Regions from separate parts of the Homo sapiens genome. Here region 2 is linked to region 1. A link is a loop called in an ENCODE intact Hi-C map of the cell type or tissue named here. Cell type or tissue: PC-9. All regions are shown on one strand.

Region 1 (8,000 bases):
ATGGTAGTGTTTTGAGAACTACTCACATTAATGATCAATTGCTAATTCACTATGCCACTTGATCATATAGTAGGAACATTAAGAAGTTTGAGGACATGTCCTGATTTAGATATCTCTCTACCACCCCTCCCAATATAAAACGAAGTTTCTGTTTCCAGGCCACAAGCTCTGCACCCCTCTACAGCAGGCAGGCCAACGTGAATAGTTATGCAGTTATGTGCTGCACAAAAGTGCCCAGTAAGGCCGATATCGAAATCAGTACTGGGCTAAAGATTATCTAACCTTAGAGAGGTGTCTAGGTTTGACTATTGGCGTGGAGAGAAAATGAGGCAGCTGTGGAGCAATGGTTAAAACCATGGGTTCTAGAAAAAGCTGAAATCAAATCATTCTACTAGCTTATGTGACCTAGCATAAGCTATTCAGATTTGTTTCCCCAGCTAATAGTAACAATTCATGGGTTGATAGGAGAAATAATATACTAGTGTTTAGTATGGTACCTGGTAGGTGATCAATAAAACATTAGCTATTACTGTATGTTAGGGATGAAGAGGGCTTACTCATTCAGTTTTCCTCTCGGAGTTTTAACCAATAAGACACTGAAGTCAGACTTTTAAAAATATATACAACAGAGGCGCTGCTGCACCCTCACTCTATAGGATGTCCTGGTGCCTTCCTCCTTATCCACGCTGGAGTCCTTTGTGTAGGGAGAAGGCTGGCTCCTAGGTCACTGCCTTCTTGGAGATTTAGAGAACCCAAAAGCATGTGACCATTGCAGTACAACTGTCCCATCATGGTTCATGTGGTCCAGTGGGTTTGAGGCTCTTGTGGATCCACCACCAGTCAGATAGGACTGTCTTCCCCATGGGAAGTGTCCTGGTCCCAAACCCCCAGTGTTTCCCTGACAAGATGAGAGATTTGACAGAAGTTTTTCTTTTAGGAGACCTGATGGGAATATGGGCAGGATGGAGAGGGCTTTACTACTCCTCCTAGGTAGAGGTCCTGTGTCTTCCTCAGAGGCCACTCCTCTCTGCACATGGCTGTGTAACAGGAATAATGCAGGCCTTTCTGATCACATCTGCCCTCCTGTAGGTTGACACTGAGGTGGACATTCACAGGACTATACCCAGTCAAATTGAATGCCATTATCTGGGAAAAACTTTCAACTTCTTCAACCTCCTGAGTTATTCACTTTTGTCCAGGTGGGATTTACTTCTCTCTGTGCTTCAAGCAGCTCTGAAACTTTTTCAGAGAGAAAAGTCAAGTATGGAAACCTGGTCAGCAGAGACCCTTTATTGTCGGTGCAGAAATGTGGTTCTGGGTGGGGAAGTGCTCTGCAATGCACGGAGCTCCTTACCAGCATTTAGGCTTAATAGGGCAGTGGAAACATGAACCAGGATTGAGTATCTACAGAAGCAAGGCATTTTTAGTTTGTTTTGCTCTGAGTGAGGCCTAGAGGCACAGGGCAGTGAGCAAGAGTCTCCTTAGTAGCTAGCGCCCCAGGGGGCCAACAGGGTTATGTGTCAAGCATACACTGGGTGGGACTGGGAGACTCTGGCAGAGTGACTCAGGCTTTTTGCCTGTAGAAATCCTGCCTACACTTTAGGGTTCGGTTGAAATGCTACCTCTTTATGGATCTGCCCTTGATTTCCTCCTGGCTATTTCTGAGCTTTCCTTTTTCTGAACTCCCTAGTACCTTGCTGGTTTCACTCATGTCCCTTGTATTACAGCTGCCTGTGTAACCGTGTGATCAGAGGCATCATGGGAGAGAGAGCCTAACTTGGGTTTGAGTCAGATTCAGTTACATGTTAACTATGTGACATTGGGCACATCACCTAACCTTTCTGAGCCTTAAGTCCTTCATTTGTAAAATAAGAATAATATTCACTTTACCAAGCTGTTTGAAAGATTGAATGTAGGGTATGTACAAAACTTGATATATACTATGCATTTAATAAATTGTCATTTATTGCAGACTGTAAGCTCTTAAAAAATAGAATCTTATTCATCTTTTTTTTTTTTTATCTCCAGCACCTGGCACAGTGCCTGGGACATAATTAGGCACTCAGTAAATGTTTATTTGAGTCAAGTAATGAATTACTTTTAAAAAGATATTTCTCAAAATTTCTTATGTCCTGTTTAGTGTTTCCTAAAAAACTTTAGCCCCTGGGTTTTGACTTCTGTAGTCTCTTAATGAAAGAGCTAAAGAAGACATTCAACATGTGAAAGGGGGACAGACTGCCCCAAGAGCTCCTTGGAAATCTTCATGTTATTTCCTGCTTACATCTGATTGATGATTTCAGGACAGGATGGCTTAGAACATCCATCAATTTTTTTTTCCTTCCAGATTCTTAGAATTTGCACCAGGTATACCCCAGAACAAGACACCATGACTTTCTCAGACGGCCTTACCCTAAATCGAACTCAGATGCACAATGCTGGATTTGGTCCTCTGACTGACCTTGTGTTCACCTTTGCCAACCAGCTCCTGCCTTTGGAAATGGATGACACAGAAACAGGCCTTCTCAGTGCCATCTGCTTAATCTGTGGAGGTACCAACTATGTAGAAAAGCCTCATGAAATTCCATGAAGAACAGTTTATACTTGTAATTTGTGAAAAATTCCTCATTTCCCTTTTGGAGTTGTTTTACATGGGAAAACATGTGAATAAAGCCAGGCATACATGCCTGGTTTCATTGTATTTTTCCATGTTGTTACAAATTAACTAATGGTATTTGGGATCCTTCTGCTCAGAAAGAAATCCCAAAAAGCTATTACTCCAATTGCCACAGATTTTTTTTCTTAAAGGCAGGATCACACTATTATAAAATGAATTGTCTGGGGACATTTGAATGATGACAAGGGACTTGTATGTGCTGTTTGTTATCTAGTGGGTAGGCATACAAGTATTTGGCTGGGCCCTCCCACCAACCCTTGCAGGACTGGGATAAAATTTAGCTTTCTTCTTTGTAGTGACCCCTACTGGCCTATAGGAGGCTGAATCGTAAGTGGTTAAAAAGTAATGGTTTTAATTAAGGAGCAGATTTATTTTATGCTAAAATAACCATCCTGCTCAAGATTTGTTTTAATTCAGTTTGGTAGTGACACCTTCTGGTCAAAGGAGGTAATTCTTTCCCTGGGACAAAAGCAACCAGGCATCAAAATGTTTATACTACCAAGGGGGGGCAGTTTTTTTTTGTTTTTCAAGTATCACTGCTTAAAGCAACTGCATAAGTCTGCAAATTTGTGTATGTAATTGAATTACCAAATTAATGAACTCATAACAGTAGGAATAAGGAAACAAGGAAGAGGGGAAAAGGGCATAAATCCTGATTTTGTTTAATACTTTATTCCTGGTATCCAGACCGCCAGGACCTTGAGGAACCGACAAAAGTAGATAAGCTACAAGAACCATTGCTGGAAGCACTAAAAATTTATATCAGAAAAAGACGACCCAGCAAGCCTCACATGTTTCCAAAGATCTTAATGAAAATCACAGATCTCCGTAGCATCAGTGCTAAAGGTATGTCTTCGTGCTCTCAGTACTGTAGTCACACAGTGGACTTGAGGGCCTTACCAGGTTGTGTTGCTTTATTCAATTCAGGATGTTTAATGGCTGCTTTTAAAGTCTTGGAACTCATTTCTCATTGAAATCAAAAGGAAATACTATCCCTCCCCCCTCTAAAAAAAAAAAAAAAACACCTCAAATCTTACCCTATTCAATTATCTTAACGATTGAGAGCTTTAAAATTCATGACTGATTAGAAAAACATTGTTTTCAAGAGAATGTACTAAAACAGGCTAATTCTCTAGGTTCATACATTTAATTCCAGCTTTCTACACATCTCTGGTTTATGTTACCTTGACTCCAGTTTTTCTTGAATATCTAAACCTTTGTTAAGTTTCTCTCAATCACTTTAGCCATTGCTCTTTTGTATATAGGCAGATTTTCTTCTGCACACTTCTAAGCAAAGGAATTCTTGCCTAAGAGGTATATTCTTTGCCTAGTGATTTTCTGTTTATGTAGCAACTCAAGCAATTAATAGAGGTGCCTAGATCCATATCACAGTTGAGTGTTTAACAGTAAGGTTTTTCTATGTAGAGAGACAACTCAGCAGCTATCCCTGGTACCAAATGGGCTATTGTCATTCTCCTTTCCCCATCAGACTACTTACTCTGTCTCTGAAGATGTTTGCTAGCCAAGGAATAAACTCTGTATTTCAGAAAGTGCTTAAAAGCACAGGGAACTTGTTTGACAAGCAGTCTTAACTCGAGCTCCTTCTAAGAGGTCTCCTAGATGAGCATTCTGAATTCATCCTTGCATGGAATTAAGAGTAGAAGTAAACAGCAGATACCAGTGTGGTTGTGAATACGGTATCTTTGATTTTTAAAAATGAGGCTGTTTAACATAATACTATCATTCTGTATAGATGACTAGACTAGTGATATCTAATAGAATTTACTGCAATTACAGAAATAATCTGTACTGTCCAGTTCAGTAGCCACCAGACACAAGAGGTTCTCGAGCACTTGAAGTGTGGCTTATGCAACTGAGGCACTGTTTTTCTCATTTTATTTAACAAATTTAAATTTAGCTACCTAGTGGGTATTGTACTGGACAGAGTGCTGCTAAATCTAGTTGTCAATAGTCACTGCACATCGTGAACTCCTCTGTTTGTGGGTAACTGCCATCAACCTGTCTTTTTCAAGATACACTTCTTTCATCAGGAACTTCTCTTTGTAAATTGTTATTTCCTGAAACTAAGACATCATATTTAAACGTCACCATATCTCAGCTGCTTTTCCACAAAGTAAAAATGTTTTAATGGTGTAAAATAAGGATAGCCTCTGGGAGGCATTGTTTGCATAATTTTCTGTTATCAAAAGGAGCAATTGTATCAGTTATTGCTTGCATAAAAGACGAATGAAGTTCTAGCAGATCATAAAAAGACCCTCTCTATCAACATACTATGAGTCTGAGCTGGTTGAGAACCCAATCTAACTAACTTTGCAATAAACTAACACATGATTTTTGGTGGATGCAGTTCCCATTCCAAATACATTTATCTTTCTTTGTATTTATGAGTGTGATAGTAATCGATAGATCTTTTTCAACAAAAAGCCACCTGATATCTACATTTCATAATTCCTAAGCAAGAATCTTAGGAAACACCTCTGTTAAAATATATGAAAATTGGTCCCTGGTTATCTGTCATAGCTTAACTCCTTATCTTAACCATATTTCCATTATCTCTTTTGAAAAGGTGCAGAGCGTGTAATTACCTTGAAAATGGAAATTCCTGGATCAATGCCACCTCTCATTCAAGAAATGCTGGAGAATTCTGAAGGACATGAACCCTTGACCCCAAGTTCAAGTGGGAACACAGCAGAGCACAGTCCTAGCATCTCACCCAGCTCAGTGGAAAACAGTGGGGTCAGTCAGTCACCACTCGTGCAATAAGACATTTTCTAGCTACTTCAAACATTCCCCAGTACCTTCAGTTCCAGGATTTAAAATGCAAGAAAAAACATTTTTACTGCTGCTTAGTTTTTGGACTGAAAAGATATTAAAACTCAAGAAGGACCAAGAAGTTTTCATATGTATCAATATATATACTCCTCACTGTGTAACTTACCTAGAAATACAAACTTTTCCAATTTTAAAAAATCAGCCATTTCATGCAACCAGAAACTAGTTAAAAGCTTCTATTTTCCTCTTTGAACACTCAAGATTGCATGGCAAAGACCCAGTCAAAATGATTTACCCCTGGTTAAGTTTCTGAAGACTTTGTACATACAGAAGTATGGCTCTGTTCTTTCTATACTGTATGTTTGGTGCTTTCCTTTTGTCTTGCATACTCAAAATAACCATGACACCAAGGTTATGAAATAGACTACTGTACACGTCTACCTAGGTTCAAAAAGATAACTGTCTTGCTTTCATGGAATAGTCAAGACATCAAGGTAAGGAAACAGGACTATTGACAGGACTATTGTACAGTATGACAAGATAAGGCTGAAGATATTCTACTTTAGTTAGTATGGAAGCTTGTCTTTGCTCTTTCTGATGCTCTCAAACTGCATCTTTTATTTCATGTTGCCCAGTAAAAGTATACAAATTCCCTGCACTAGCAGAAGAGAATTCTGTATCAGTGTAACTGCCAGTTCAGTTAATCAAATGTCATTTGTTCAATTGTTAATGTCACTTTAAATTAAAAGTGGTTTATTACTTGTTTAATGACATAACTACACAGTTAGTTAAAAAAAATTTTTTTACAGTAATGATAGCCTCCAAGGCAGAAACACTTTTCAGTGTTAAGTTTTTGTTTACTTGTTCACAAGCCATTAGGGAAATTTCATGGGATAATTAGCAGGCTGGTCTACCACCTGGACCATGTAACTCTAGTGTCCTTCCTGATTCATGCCTGATATTGGGATTTTTTTTTCCAGCCTTCTTGATGCCAAGGGGCTAATTAATATTAACAACTCCCAAAGAAACAGGCATAGAATCTGCCTCCTTTGACCTTGTTCAATCACTATGAAGCAGAGTGAAAGCTGTGGTAGAGTGGTTAACAGATACAAGTGTCAGTTTCTTAGTTCTCATTTAAGCACTAGTGGAATTTTTTTTTTTTGATATATTAGCAAGTCTGTGATGTACTTTCACTGGCTCTGTTTGTACATTGAGATTGTTTGTTTAACAATGCTTTCTATGTTCATATACTGTTTACCTTTTTCCATGGAGTCTCCTGGCAAAGAATAAAATATATTTATTTTAAAGGTGTGTGGGAGCTTTTACTACACCTTTATCTTCAGTAAAGAGACAGAGAACACAGTTCCATTTTTAATGTTTAAATTTCATTTCAAAAAGCAGGTCTGTAGTTTGTAACCATGACAATTAAAATCTGTGCTAATGCACGGCAGTCTATAACAATTCTACAAGCCAATCAGACAGTACGTGACATTTCAATGAGTAAAAAAGAGCATAAAACTGTATGTGTAAGAACAAAATGTTAAAAGGCCTACCACAATAATAAAAAACCGTCAATTACATCATCACATTAAAATAAGCCAGATGTACAAAAGTCTGAGACAGAGAAGACAAAAGGACAACACAAGATATTTGTTGAAAAATGTTTGTGCTCTTTGGGCACTTAATTAAACATTGCAAAATCAACATCATCTTCTTCTTCATCAGACTCTGCAAAATATTTTACTTCTTTCCTAGCCCGACCGGTTCGTGGCAGAGAAGGTGGCTCAGTAGGGAAGTCTGAGGGGAAGATGTCCACATCTGAATCCTGATCAAAAGATGTCTTCTTCGGTTTCTAGATTTTTTTTCAATAGATTTAAAAGTTATGAAAGGAAGTAAAGACTAGTATTAAGAACTATCACTCCTTAAACTTCGCTTATGTTTAGGAAGTATTACAAATAATGGTGCTTTTAAAATTAGAATCATAATGCTAACCTAAGTGTAAGACCAGTTATCTTATTTTTTGGAGGAAAAAGATTACATACAGTAATTCACCACCTTGGTGGTTTCATATTTACCAAGTTCTAGCCTGAAAAATGTAACACCTTTATTTCTGAAATTATATATTACCCAAAAAGTATGCACAATGCCCAGATTAGTAAAAATTCAAGCTGTCCTACTGGTAAGTACATATCAAGAATTCATGGGAGGAAACAAGACTCCTGCACCGTGTGTAGTATGTGTGCACTGTAAGTGTTTAAAAAAATGCAAAGCATCACCGAGGTGGACCTGAGACATAGAAGATGACTGAATGGAAGAGGTCAATGTGGAAATCAACATAAAAAGGGATGCGGGGGAGCTGATGTCATTCATTTACCTAAAAGAAATAGTGTACTTCTGGAAAAGGGTCAGACTAATTGGAAAAATCAGCCACAGTCAAATGAATTCAATTAAAAAAAAAATCAAATTAGCCCTGGTCAAATAAATCCAAGTTAAAAGGAAACAGTCTTTAGTCTGAAAAATAATATTTTAGTCT
Region 2 (8,000 bases), 630 kb before region 1:
TAAAACAAAACCAGAATAAAATGCTGTGAATGGAATGATTTAACACCTGGCAAGGTAGCTACAACCATACGTTGTGTAAAGGAAGAGAAAATTGTAATTGCCAGTTGAGAATTGAGCCTTTGGATTTTTTTTTTTTTTAACTTTGGTGTGTCGCATTGACACTTTCCTTTTTTAAAAAAGTAAATCTTAGAATAAGATGTATGATTTCTGGCAGAGTATCTCTTGACATCCACATAAAAATGTTTGGTAGGATTGGGAACAATGACTAGGAATGACAGAATGGAAAAGAACAGGTTGTGAAATCTTGAGGGTAACTAGTGGCGGGGCCTGTGAGAGGGGCCTGTGACAGGGGCCAGGAATTAACCTCTCAAGTCTATTTTCTTATTTGTCAAATTTCTTTAATGCAGTCTGTTTTGATAAAACTATTAAATAAGAGACTTGAGAAAGCATTTTTGAAAACTGAAAAGAACTGTTCTGTCATTATAAGTTACTTTGCTATTATAATTATTAATGATAAATAGGAATCTAGAATTCGATTGCAAATTTTAGTTGAGACACCAAAGAGATTCTGTTGTTCAATTAAAAAAATAAATATTTATTGAACATCTACTGTGCCAGGTACCCTGCTAGAATAGTTATACGGTAGTTCTAATTTTTCCACCTTTTTCCAGACCAAGAATAAATATGCAAATATTGTGCAATGAATAACTGGAAGTAACATTCACATTTTCACTGAAATCTCCCTAACAGACTAACGGCTTCATCACTCAGCTTCATGGATATGAACTGATGCTGAAATTGATAAATCACATTACAATTGGCTGTTCTCTGTATCTGAGAGAGTTTGTAAAAGCAGAATTAATGTTTTTAGATCAAGCAATCCTCTACTAATAATGGTAATAACTCTTTATCTATGGAAGGAATCATATGAGACTTTCCAGGTTGTTCAGACAGATGAATTCAGCGAACCTTGCCACACTGTGGGGAGGGAGGGCGGGGCATGGAGTTCTGACGGTCCAGTTATCTCAGAGTATTGGAAGTGATGGATCAACTCAGAACAGGGAATTAATGTCATAGGAAACTGAGGCTCCAAAACACCATTGGACAATTGGCAAAGCCGATGACTAAAATGGATTAATTTGGTTTATCTCCATTTAATCTAGGCTTGAGAACACCCTGTACATCTGTACATAATGTCTATAAAAACAAAGCATTTTGGTTTTCTTATAAGTGCGTACGTGAGAAAAATAGCCATACAAACCTTAGTGTTCCCTTTGGGTGTCTTTTTTTTTTTTTTTTTTTTTTTTTTTTGAGACAGAGTCTTGCTCTGTCGCCCAGGCTAGAGTGCAATGGCGCTATCATGGCTCACTGCAAGCTCCGCCTCCCAGGTTCATGCCATTCTCCTTCCTCAGCCTCCCAAGTAGCTGGGACTACAGGTGCCCGCCACCACACCTGGCTGATTTTTTCTATTTTTAGTAGAGACGGGGTTTCACCGTGTTAGCCAGGATAGTCTCGATCTCCTGACCTCGTGATCTGCCTGCCTCGGCCTCCTAAATTGCTGGGATTACAGGTGTGAGCCACCTCGCCCGGCCCCTTTGGGTGTCTTTTAAAGAATATCCTTTGAAAGATCAGGGTGCCTCAACCTTGGCACTGTTGACATTTTGAGCGAGATAATTCTTGATTGCTGCGGGCTGTCCCATGCCTTGTAGGATATTTAGTAACATTCCTGTCCTCTACTCACTAGATGCCAGCATCAACCCTCAGTCCTGACAATCAGATATGTCTCAAGGCACTGCTGAATATTTTCTGAGAGCAAAACCATTCTGGCTTAAAAACTACTACACTAAATCAGAGGTCCCCAATCCCCGGGCCACAGACCGATACCAGTCCATGGCCTTTAGGAACTAGGCCGCACAGCAGGAGTTAAGCAGCAAGCAAACCAGCATTACTGCCTGAGCTCCACCTCCTGTCAGATCAGTGGTGGCATTCGATTCTCATAGGAGCACAAACCCTATCATGAGCTGCACATGGAAGGCATCTGGGTTGCATGTCCTTATGAGAATCTAACTAATGCCTGATGATCTGAGGTGGAACAGTTTCATCCTAAATCCACGAAAGCAGTCTCTGGTCCCAAAAAGGTTGGGGGTTGCTACACTAAATGATATAAATGAGTACTATCATGTGTCACACACCCTTTTATGCCCATTTTTATGTGTTAACTCAATTAATCCTCTTAGCTACTTTTTAAGGTAGATTCCATTGTTAGCATCCCCATTTTACAGATGAGGAACTGACACAGAGTGGTTAAGTAATTTGCCGAAGTCACCCATCCATAATTTAATCCCTTCAGCCTGCCTACAGATTCCTATAATCTTAACTGTTTATTCCTTTTTGTTCTATGTAAGTGGTTTGTGCCTCCTGATGAACCATGCATGTTAATACTTTGAGGACTTCTCTTCTAGATGCCTCAGGATTTGTTCTTGATGTGATTTCCAATTTTTAAACTGATTTGGTTTTGATGATGATCTTTGTTTTTTAAAAGCTAGTTACATATTGATCCACAGGGCATGGTGAATCTGTCCTTGGCCCCTTGGCTGTTTGAAATGGGGTAAGCTCTGGGCAAGTTCCTTTGCAACGTCAAGCAAAGGAGTGCATTGATATAAATGCCAGTGAGTTCATTGGAAACGCTCTCACAGAGGCAAGACACTGGAAACGCATCTATTTTTGTCCTTGGTCAGCTGTGCTATAGCTAAAACATTAGGGCCTAATGGCTTCCCATCCTTGTTGTCACGCTCATGGCCTCTTGATCTAGTTTGCCTTCTCATGCTTGCTTTGGTCTTACTCTCGCCTCCCCTGAAAAAGAGATTATTTTCCGTTACATTATGGCTATTATTTGCTTAATAACCCAAATTCAGGAAGCAGAATAACTTTTAGAACTAAATTCTCCAAATCCTGAAAAACCTACTGGCCTTGGAGAATTCAAGAAACCTGGCTAAAGCTCACCAGTCACACAGACAAGGAACATTTCCTAAGCACTAAGTGGAGAGGAACAAGGCAGTGTGGGCCGAGCATCTCTGCCGGAGTATATAGTTCATGCTTTCAGTCACAGGAATGCACCTGTGAGAAAATACCTAATACAATTAGGAACCTAGAATAAGTGTCTTCTTTTCCAAAATCAACTTACTTAGGTGCAAACAATATTTGATTAATCTTTAAAAGGAATTTCAGAGACAAGTCCAACTGCATTTTGGTAGAAAAAAAAACTTTACCTTCCCTTTTAAAAGCCTTTTCCAGAGTTTTAGTGAATCGCCTTGTATATAATCTTGACCAGCAGAGGGCTTCCATACCTGACAAATGATGTCTGAACAGAACAAAAGGGTCACAGAATTTCTCAGTATTTGATATTTGTTTTTCATTCTCCTTGTTTTTCTTCTGTTTTGATTGCCAAAGTCCTTTCAAGTTGAGTTTTTACTGAACTACAAAATGTTGATTTCCACCCCCCCACCCCACATACTGTATAAGGTATAACCAGATCTTTTTTGTGTATAAAAAGTAAGGTTAGCACTGTGGAAATGTTTTCTGCTAATTTGGTTATATAAAGGCTATTTCTATAGGAATTGATATTTTGTAGGAATTTACAAATCAAATTTACAAATTTGATTTACAAATTAAATAGGAATCTGTTCATTGCTAACCCTCATTAAGAGAGAAATATCCTCTTTTTTTTCTGTATATATCACATGAAGCATTAGCTTTGCAATACTGTTGGTATTGGCCTCTAGCATAAACTGTTGAGTCATCTTTTCAAGACCTGGTTGCCTAAGAGAACATTTTTATCAACCCACCACTCTCCATTTTATATTCTAACCCTTTTAACATTCAGAAAACTTTAGATCCTGAAAGCACACCCACGATTGAGAATGGCTGGTGTATGATTATTGTGAACATGTACAGGCAGACATGTAGATGGTTTGGTGTATGTTGATGCTTATGCATGCCCTGTCCATAAGTTGGTACCCATAAGCCAGTGAAGTTGGGAGTAACGAACCATTGACTAATCTGATGATTTTTCAGTGCAGAGGTATGTTTCAGAGATAGGTAGACATGTACCTGAGCAATTGTCTCCTTGCCAGGCATTCTGCACATGCTTATTGACATCTCCTAAAGGCGATGTCCCCGCTTTCTGTTCTCCCTCAAGGGAGTTATCTAATAGCAGGGCTATTGGGTACCCTCAGGCTGGTGGGAAAGATATTTGTGACAGGTTTCTTAGTTCACATCACATAGGCAGATATTCATTTGTACTGTTCTCACCTATGAACTATATACAGTGATTAAAAGTATTGGCAACCAAAGATACTATGAAGATGAATTGCTTTGGTTCTAAAGATAGAACTGGAACTAAATTCTAGATTTACAGAAACAATAGCCCATGTAATCGATTATCCTTTCTACATTGGGTGCTAGAAATTTTAGAGTCATGTTTACTAAGGTTCACTTCTGGTTAAGGGCACAGGATCTCATGACATCATCATGTGTGGAGTTCTTATATTTTCCCACTTAATTTCTTGTGTTGAGTGTATTTTTGTCAGGTATTTTGTATCTATCTGGGTGCCTAGGAGAGTATAAAAATAAATGTATGGAATTTCCAAATCCTGGAATAGAGTGGTCATGCCACAGCAGAACAAAAATGTCAAAATATTTGAAACCAGAAATACATTAATTGAGGTCATTTCGAGGAAGGCTGATGACTGTCTCTCAGTCTATGGAAAAAGTAGGTAGGCTTTGTCTTCCAGCTTTATGAGTAAAACAGGGTAAAGCTAAAAGAAGAATAGATTTGGAATCAGAGAACCATGGTTTTCATCATGGAGAGGTGATATTTTATGACCATGAGGCACATGGGCTCCGGGCCAGATTGTTCATTTGAATTCCAATACTACCCTAAAGGTTGCTAGATGACCTTCACCAAGTTACTCCTCTGTCCTTCTGTTTTGCCACCTATAAAATACAGAAAAATTTAGTATCTGTCTCACACAGTTATAAGGATTAAATGAAATAATACACATGAAATGTTGAGAGGATGCCTGCTACATAATCAAACCTCAAATCCGTTCATTACTATGATAGTCTTGTGGTTCTGTCACTTTTATTGGAAATGTCACTTTAGCTGAGTCCCAGTTTCCTCATCCCCCTGACCCTCCAGAAAAAAATAATACAACATCATACTCTTCTGGTAAGGAATAAGGGATAATTGTGAAAGAATTTGTCATTGCAAAACACTGAAGAAAAGTAACGTGGTATTAGTGTTACATTTTTTGTGCACATCTTAGTTTTGTATTAGAAAAAATATGCAGGTTTACATGGAAAGTCACATTGGCCTGGTTAGCCTTATTAAAGTAAATAAGTTGGGAAACATATTCAGAAAGTTTAGAAATGCAACTAAAGAGGCACCTTTATCTTTGAATTTTTTTTTTTTTTGGTTATTTTAGCTTGTTAAATTATTTTTCTTTGGCACTGACCTTTGGCATTTTTACTACTTGATTGTAGAGACATTCCAAAGGAGAGAGTGGACATGTAACTATTATTGGAATTTGGGAAACTAGAAGGAGGGGGAGGTGAAAGAGACTGTTAGGTCAGCCTAAGGGTAAGATTGATGATGACTGGGATGGGGAGTTGTAGGAGATTAACACCTAATTACTTAAAAGAAACAATTTTAACAAATGAAAGAAGGAGGTGAGTATTGGTTTAACACTTGAGGATTTCTATTCCTATCTGTGTCTTACTATCATTTGTACAATATCAGCAGGTGGCTTGCATTTTGAACCAACCCTTCTCTCTTATTTCCCTGGTGATATTTTATGGTTTCCACACCTCAGTGTGTGTTTTTCTTAGCACACTCCTTCGTCTGATTAAGTACAGGAATGTCAAAGGTCATTTCTACCATCATCTGTGTCTGACCTTGGTTTACATTCATCTCTCTCTCTCTCTCTCTCTCTCTCTCTCTCTCTCTCTGAAGTCTCTAACAAGAAGCAGAACAGTAAAGACATTGGGCAGATGTTTAACAGACCAGGGTGTTGTCTAAAGTATGGGTTCACCCACTTTAAAGAACAGCAACAACAAGATTCACATTAAATTTTTATCTTTCTGGTTATCAGCATGAATTCTTAAAATATTCTATAGATAACTGTAATATGTTAAAAATCATTCAGGTGATCATTATGTCCATTAATTAATAAAGTCCTATACATTTTGACTGTGTTGAACCACACATCCTGCCCTGAATTCACCATACATTTTCATTTTCCATACTTGGCTCGTCCTGGAAAGCTTTCTATCATGGAAGTCACAAACCAGATGCCCATATTCAAAATTAAATGTGTCCATGTCTTTTATTTACTTTGTGTAGTTTTATTTACTGATTTGAATTAGATACATATACTTCGAAAGTCAACAATTTCACAGAGAAATTTCCATATTATCTTGAAAAATCAGAAGATCTGGCAACTCTCGGCCCGTGGGCTTCCATAGTAATGGCCAGAGCTGCCTTGTGGCTGCCACTTTGACAGGAGATAAGCTTCTCGTTGGTCACAGTTGGTATCACTCCCATTTGCTTTTCTTCCCTCAGCTAGATTTATTCCCTGAAAGCATCTGTCTCCTGTAAGATTTGAGCTTATGACCTTGGAGTAGAAGCCAGATTATCTCTCAAGGCTACCTATGTTTGCCCAAGCCTCTGTTTCCCTTAGCGTTGCATTTCTTCACTACCCCCGCAAATTCTAAGTAGCCGTTTTGTAAATTTGTCTCCTCAACTCAGATGGTCAACTTCTAAGAGTAGAATCCAGTTCCTTCCCTCTTCATCTCTGACAGTACCAAGTGTAGTGTTTCTCCGACATGCATGCATCTTTCAGCAGATTTGCCAGGATAGAGAATGAACTGGTTGACTGATAGTAAGAGCCTAGGAATGAGTTATTACCCTTCCACTGGCCTTTATGAGCTGCTCTGCAGTCGTGTAATTAAGAAGGCATTCACAGTTTGCTTTATAGCACTATCAAAGTTTCCAAAATGAATAAAATAGCTTCATCATTAATAATTTGGATTCATCATCTTTGACCCAAAGGCATCCCACACTAGAGACTGCAAACATTATTTTAAGCAGTTTATTGGATTATTGGATGAGTAACTAATGGATTAACAGGTCAAATAAATTAATGGATAAATTGATGTGAACATGTGGTTGAATGACTTTCCAATTGTAATTGTAACTGTAAAAGGCAGACACCCTAAGGGGGAATTAAGCAGTAGCAACAAACACTATTATCATTAGAGTTTCCGGAAGCAAGCATAACAGACAGGATGTTTTCTAATGAAACTGTAAAACAATTATAATAGCTCTTTGGAGCTTTGGTGTCTTTTTTGTTTGGTTTGGTTGTTTTCCTAGCGCATCCAAAGGAAGAAGCTGTGTTTGGAGCATCAGCCAGTTAAAGTATTGTAATTCTTGAAAATAACCATCTACTTGAGGGCCAAAGATGGACAGTAAAGTAGGCAATTAAGCATGTGCTACATAAATATGTGTAAATCTAATGCCATCTGCCACATTGTCCAAAGTGGACTAGTTGTCTTTATATCTCTACCTCATAAATCAGTTTTAAAGGGCTCCCTGAGGCAATGTTCCCTGTAATGACTGGGTACAAGATCTTCATTCTTTTGCTAAGACTATAGTTCTCTTGTTTCCCATGACTAAAATAACATACTTTTCTTTTGGGGTTAGAGAATCAGTTAACTTTGCCATGTAATAAACCACCTTAGAAATTAGTGGTGGTTAATAATTAAAATAACCATTTATTTAGCTTATGATTCTGCTGGACAGTTCTGGGCTGGGATCAGTTGGGCTGATTTTAGCTGGACTACCTCTTGTTTCTGTGGACATTTGACAGGTGACCTGGAGATTGGTTAGTCCCTTATGGTCTCACTCACATATCTGGTGGGTGGCTATGGTATTATGGGTA

What was found. Hi-C counts contacts between places; a loop is a spot of excess contacts. Peaks named below come from ENCODE experiments on the same cell type or tissue, not always from the same donor. Only the 100,000 strongest peaks of a DNase experiment are listed, where the experiment ranks them.
Region 2: it touches region 1 in a loop (10-fold over the local background); 68 of 110 quality-filtered maps call a loop at or near these places.

Annotation. Positions count from the first base shown.
Region 1 is chr3:25,591,159-25,599,158 of GRCh38, forward strand. RARB (retinoic acid receptor beta) reads left to right here. Exons shown (of 8, transcript NM_000965.5): 6 at 2,345-2,549; 7 at 3,362-3,520; 8 at 5,262-6,774. The coding sequence ends at 5,458. It overlaps TOP2B (DNA topoisomerase II beta), which reads right to left. Exons shown (of 36, transcript NM_001330700.2): 36 at 6,826-7,319. The coding sequence ends at 7,149. Among named protein-coding and RNA genes, the nearest start is that of TOP2B, 70 kb to the right of the region's middle. In PC-9, CTCF peaks have their summits at 1,505, 3,104 (motif pointing left) and 3,303; DNase peaks (open chromatin) are centred at 1,503 and 3,043; H3K27ac peaks cover 1,280 bases.
Region 2 is chr3:24,960,637-24,968,636 of GRCh38, forward strand. It overlaps a transcript of RARB not described here. Among named protein-coding and RNA genes, the nearest start is that of RARB-AS1, 420 kb to the right of the region's middle. In PC-9, CTCF peaks have their summits at 3,299 (motif pointing right) and 3,503; no DNase peak of the experiment used is centred here.